Linked DNA regions of Homo sapiens: region 1 is linked to region 2. The links are chromatin contacts, found by Hi-C in ENCODE. All regions are on one chromosome and are shown on one strand. Each heading gives the region's core, a stretch centred on a gene start or an enhancer-like site at or near the end of the contact. The rest is flanking DNA. Distances are from core to core; before and after follow the strand shown. Region 1 holds the start of LNPK (lunapark, ER junction formation factor). Region 2 holds the start of FASTKD1 (FAST kinase domains 1).

What was found. Hi-C counts contacts between places; a loop is a spot of excess contacts on that map. Pooled maps may share reads with other maps.
Region 1: a pooled map shows a loop between it and region 2 (5-fold over the local background). The contact joins the promoter of LNPK here to the promoter of FASTKD1 in region 2. A Hi-C loop is called at or near these places in 5 of 50 pooled maps.

The regions. Positions count from the first base shown.
Region 1 is chr2:176,000,821-176,003,649 of GRCh38, forward strand. It overlaps LNPK (lunapark, ER junction formation factor), which reads right to left and starts at 1,447. Exons shown (of 13, transcript NM_030650.3): 1 at 1,340-1,447. RefSeq lists an enhancer at 1,641-1,860.
Region 2 is chr2:169,572,415-169,575,164 of GRCh38, forward strand. FASTKD1 (FAST kinase domains 1) reads right to left here and starts at 1,451. Exons shown (of 15, transcript NM_024622.6): 1 at 1,255-1,451. RefSeq lists enhancers at 1,033-1,202, 1,058-1,660, 1,563-1,662.

The DNA of each region.
Region 1 (2,829 bases), core at 197-2,696, 6.4 Mb after region 2:
ATTTATTGCTCCTCAAAAAGAATTTTAATGAAAAGTACACCTCTATTATATATTAAGCACTCTTAATATATAATGATTAGTGCTTGCTTTCATGGTAAGTCAATTTTCATCTGAACTAAATACCACCAAAAAATTACTATTTGATTATAAATGTTTCTATGTGAAGTCATATATTTTTAATAGCCATATAACTTCTCCTTTTCTTGTATTTTCTTGTTTATATAACATATAAACACTATATAAGTTTACTAACATCATTACTGAGCTGATCTCAATAGATAACAGACAACCTTAAAATTCTAATTTAAACGCACCACTCCTGTTTAAGAAAATGTGTTAAAAGTCAACTTGGTCTTCTGGGGGCTGCTGAGGAAAAGAAATGAGCATTCCCTGCCAGTTTGAACATATTCCTGAAACCAAGCTTACTCACACCCACCAAACCGCTGTTGAATAGAGTCAATTTTGTCAATGCTGACACCCAGGCCATAAAGAAAGGAGGAAACAGTAGACACCGAGCAACACACACCGGAGGCCAACTGGGAAAAGCAGAACACGGAAAACTCAGTGATTCACGGGTCTTGCTTAGTACTGTGAAAGCACCATCAGCAAAGCTGAGTTGACCAATTTCAACTCTTTCTCAATCCGTAAACTATGAACTGACGGAATTTAGATTTGTTTTTCTCCTCCTACCACGCCTCTGATACAATGCACCTTCGCCCTTCCCCTCCACCCCACAGCCCACCATCCCTGAAATAAGGACAATGGTTGGAGAGTCTCTTCTCTAAGTAGCACGTACTCCACGCCCACACGCTAGAGCCCGGCAGCATGACACTGACAGTTTTCAGTCCCTTCTGGTCTTTCTAACTCTTGGAGCCTCCGCACAACTCAGAAAGAGAAGCGGAGAGAACGCTCAAAGCGGACAGCTGAGCGTAGGAAATGCTAGTTTGGGACCTTCTGACCTCTTTGCCCCACCTGTGTCGAGATAAGCTCGACACAAGTGGGCCAAAGAGCTGGGGCTCAAGCCAGTCACCACCCGGAATCTCCTAGAACCGAGCTGGAGAAACTACCAGCCCTAGAGGGGAAACAAGGGTTTCAAGACTCCAGCGCCACCACTGCCAGTGTGCTGGGAAATCCAGGGAACAAGGCGGCGAGCCTGGGTCTGCGCGGACCACCGCGCAGCCTGACTAGCAGCCGCCGCAGAGCTCTAGGCCACTTGGCAGGAGGCGGGGGCACCAAGGAGAGGCAAGCGGGGAACCCGCAGCTTATTTCCCAGGGGCACAGCTCAGCATGCCTCCCCGCTGCAGAGCCCTCCCAACTGCCCTCGCCTTGAGCGTTCTACCTGCAAGAAGCGGGCGCAGCCCGGCCCGGGCGTCCACCCCCGCCAGTCTCGGCCGCCACCGCCCAGCCTGCCTCCAGAGCAGGCAGCAGCCGCCACTGACAGAGAGACAAGCCGGGCCAACTCCTTCCCATGAAACCCCGCGCTCCAGCCGCTCGCCAATTGGCGCCGCGGTCGGCGCGCGCCGCTCCCCCGTCACGTGACCGTACCCTGGGCGGGTAGTTGTTGGGGCGGGTCGGCCGGGAGGTTAGGATCTTGTGTTTGTGGCCTCCGCAGCCAGCTTAGGCTGCTCGGTGTCGTGTCGCAGTTATGTACTGCCATTTATTATGACTCTTAGAATATAGTTATTTCTTACTCTTCCGCTGCCTCCTTTGCTTTTAAAGCCTGTTCTGCCAAGTCTCGCTGGAGAAGGAAACCCCTGAAACTGGTCCTGGTGGTCTCAGACCGCCGCGCGAGCGAAGAGTGGGGAGGACAAAGGTTGGGGAGTTGAGAAGGATGGAGATGGGTGCATCTGGAAGGGAGTCCGTCCTGAGGAGTCCCCCATCAGCTGTCAGCCAGCCAGCAGCAAAGCAAATTAAGACTACACAGCTCCGAAGAAGCCAGTTCCCAACCAAGCCAGTGGAGAAAAGTCAGCCCGGTCCCCAGGAGTGCTTGAGGCTCTGTCACTCTTGGACGTCAAAAAGGGTCATTTGATGACTGGACGCTTACCTCACCGGTGTGAGGTAAGCTTCAAACGCCGTATCATGTTGCTTTAAAACCTGCGGGTAACAGCATAAGCTGAGTTTTCTATCTTAGAACTCTTAACCCCAAGAACACTCTTCACAGGCCCTGATAGGTGGACCCACAAAAAAACCACTCAGGCTATATTTGACTCGGATTTGAAACGCTGCCGAAACGGTATTAAGTGTCCTCCTCAACTGGAAAAGACAAATAACAAATGATGCCTGAATGAGAAAAAGACTAGACGTGCACACAGTAATGTGTGAGCAGGGAAACTTCAGCGAAGGTTTTTATCATGCTTTACCCCTTTTACATGCTTTACCCCATGTGCAAACATTTTTCATGGGTTTTTTTCTATTTTTTATTTATTTTTATTCTATTTTTTTATTTATACACAAAAAAGTTTCAATGATTTTTTAAAGAGTAATAGTTTTAATATGTTACATTTAAACTTTGACGATGCAAACAGGTTGTCAAGAGAAGCAACTGAGCATTGTTTGGTTGGTAAGAAAATTTATTATACTAGAAGCTACCGCATAATTCACTGTGCAATTTGCTTGCCCTAATTGCCTAAATATTTAGTTACAGTTCTGTACACTTGCAAGGATGAGGGGAAGGGAACTGAAGTTTAGCGTGTCACTGTGGATCAGGCACTTTCCAAATGTAGAAGAAAATGAACAGAAACATTTCACCTGTTTTGATGTGGAAATTTAACCGTTTTGTTTTTCAACCTTTGCTGTTGCAAAGTATTAAAGTCCTGTGCAGTTTTGCAA
Region 2 (2,750 bases), core at 201-2,700:
AAAAAAAGCCCACAAACTCAGAGCTGTCTTTTCGAAAAAGAGGAAAATTGTTTAAAATAAATAATCACCTTCAAAGTTTCTAAAAAGTGTAGGCATTAATTCAGAGCCATATATATTTATACATACATATATATATACTTTTTTTTTTTAATTTTTCAGAAGTATGGTCTCAGGTTTATTTGCTTTCAGGATAATTTCTTGCCCCTTTTTCTTGTGCCCTTAAAGAGCTCAAATAATTCCTTTCTTTAGAAAATAAATAAATAAAAGAAGTCATATAATTTAATCATTACTGGCCTTGGATAGGTTTTAACCAATGAACGACACAATTAAAGCACCAATCAAGAAATACTAAGAAATTAAGTAATGTTTCAAGTCATGCTGAAACAATAAAAGAACTAAAGATAATTATGAAAAAAGAATAATTTGTTTTAAAAATATGCTATAAATGTTTACATTTATAATTGAGAAGTAATGGTTAGAAAAGCAGGGACTAAAGTCATATAATCTAATATTTCTGCAACATGTTACCATTTACAAAGAACGTTTGAAACACATTATCTCATTAAATTCTCTCAGCTAACCTTCCAGGTTGATATTATTTCCATTTTACAGATAAGGCAAAATAGGTTCAAAAAGGTTTAAAAAATCCTTCTAGTACTAGTGAAGCAGGGACTACAACTCAGTTCTTTCCACTTGAACAGCTTCATTACACAAACAAATCAACGCTGTATCACTAAATTCATGTCTCAGACCCCTCTCTACGGCTATGCCAAACAGTCTGTTCACAAGAAAAAACGACGCGACAGTACAGGCTATTTTGTGGCAAGCAGTACAGCATCCTGACCTAAGCTGACCTGGGTCACAAACCTGCACAAGAAAACCCTGCACAAATCAAAGGTATCCTCAAGATACTATATTCATCCACTGAGCTGCTCAAAGTGGAGGCAGCTCAATGGTTAGCATAGAAAGGTGTCGAGTCCCCAGCTTTGCCCCAGCTGAATGACCTTAAGGAAGGAACTTAACTACAGGAAGGGCCTTGGGACCCTAAGGGGTATCTTCTGCGCCGGGCATAAAGGAGAGCTAAACAAATGAGTGAATGAATGGGGTCTCAGCCCTGCCCTAGTCCATCCGCACTTCAGAGAACCCAATATCCCGAAGGAAGCCTCCGTATCTCAACTGAACCCTATGTCCCCAGCCCGAAAACGTGCTGGGTGGGAAAAGAAAAATAGCCGCTGCCACACAGTCCCGACTTGCCAGCAAGGTTTTCCCTCAGCGCGCCGCAAATTTTCTGGAGGATCCTGGGGTTATGAAAGCTCAGAAGTCAGGGTTATTCCTGGTCCCAACACGGAACGAAACAGGCTCGGATGTCTCGCCCAACCCTCATATCTCAGGGTTTATAACCTTTCTTCGAGAGACATGACCTTTCCCATGAGACCTTGCCCCCAAACCAGGAAAAAATGCCCGGCAGGCGCAGCGTGCACTGCGGAAGTCACGCACTACATATCCCAGGGTGGGTCGCGGCGAGGTGGGTGAAATGGACGTCGCTCACGCATTTTGGGGGAATTCTGGGCATTGTAGTTCCTCATTGAGGGAGGCTCTAGCGCAGTACACAGCTTAAGCTGTTGAAGAAGATATAGGTCGTTTAGGTGATTCTCTACTATCTAAGGTTGTTCTCCTAGTCCTTGGAAGTCTACTACTTTTATAATATACACAAAAATATACTTAGGAAAATGAAATTTAAAAATGTAAACATGGAAAAGACACGTACAGATTTTTCTTATTATTTTTTAGCATATACGAAATAACTCTGTCGAGTAACTTTGAAAGTATGCAAACTCATACTCTCAGTTTCTGCACTTATGTCGTGGATAGGTACCAGTTCTCAGACCATATTTTTTTTTTACTTACCATGGTATTTTAATAGTCCCAAGATTTGACACTTGACACTTAAAAAAAAAATACCACTAATAAATAACCAAAGTGGAATGCTTACCAAAGTTACAACAGACATAATTTTCAGCTGATAATCACTACAACAAAGTAAGGCTCTAAAGGTACCAAACTGATATTTGTTGGAATATGCTGTGCAACTTTCTTTTTTTTATTTTATTTATTTATTTTTTTTATTGATCATTCTTGGGTGTTTCTCGCAGAGGGGGATTTGGCAGGGTCGTAGGACAATAGTGGAGGGAAGGTCAGCAGATAAACAAGTGAACAAAGGTCTCTGGTTTTCCTAGGCAGAGGACCCTGCGGCCTTCTGCAGTGTTTGTGTCCCTGAGTACTTGAGATTAGGGAGTGGTGATGACTCTTAAGGAGCATGCTGCCTTCAACCATCTGTTTAACAAAGCACATCTTGCACCGCCCTTAATCCATTTAACCCTGAGTGGACACAGCACATGTTTCAGAGAGCACAGGGTTGGGGGTAAGGTCATAGATCAACAGGATAAGAATTTTTCTTAGTACAGAACAAAATGAAAAGTCTCCCATGTCTACTTCTTTCTACACAGACACAGCAACTTTCCGATTTCTCAATCTTTTCCCCACCTTTCCCCCTTTTCTATTCCATAAAACCGCCATTGTCATCATGGCCCGTTCTCAATGAGCTGTTGGGTACACCTCCCAGACGGGGTGGTGGCCGGGCAGAGGGGCTCCTCACTTCCCAGTAGGGGTGGCCGGGCAGAGGCGCCCCTCACCTCCCGGACAGGGCGGCTGGCGGGGCGGGGGGCTGACCCCCCCACCTCCCTCCCGGA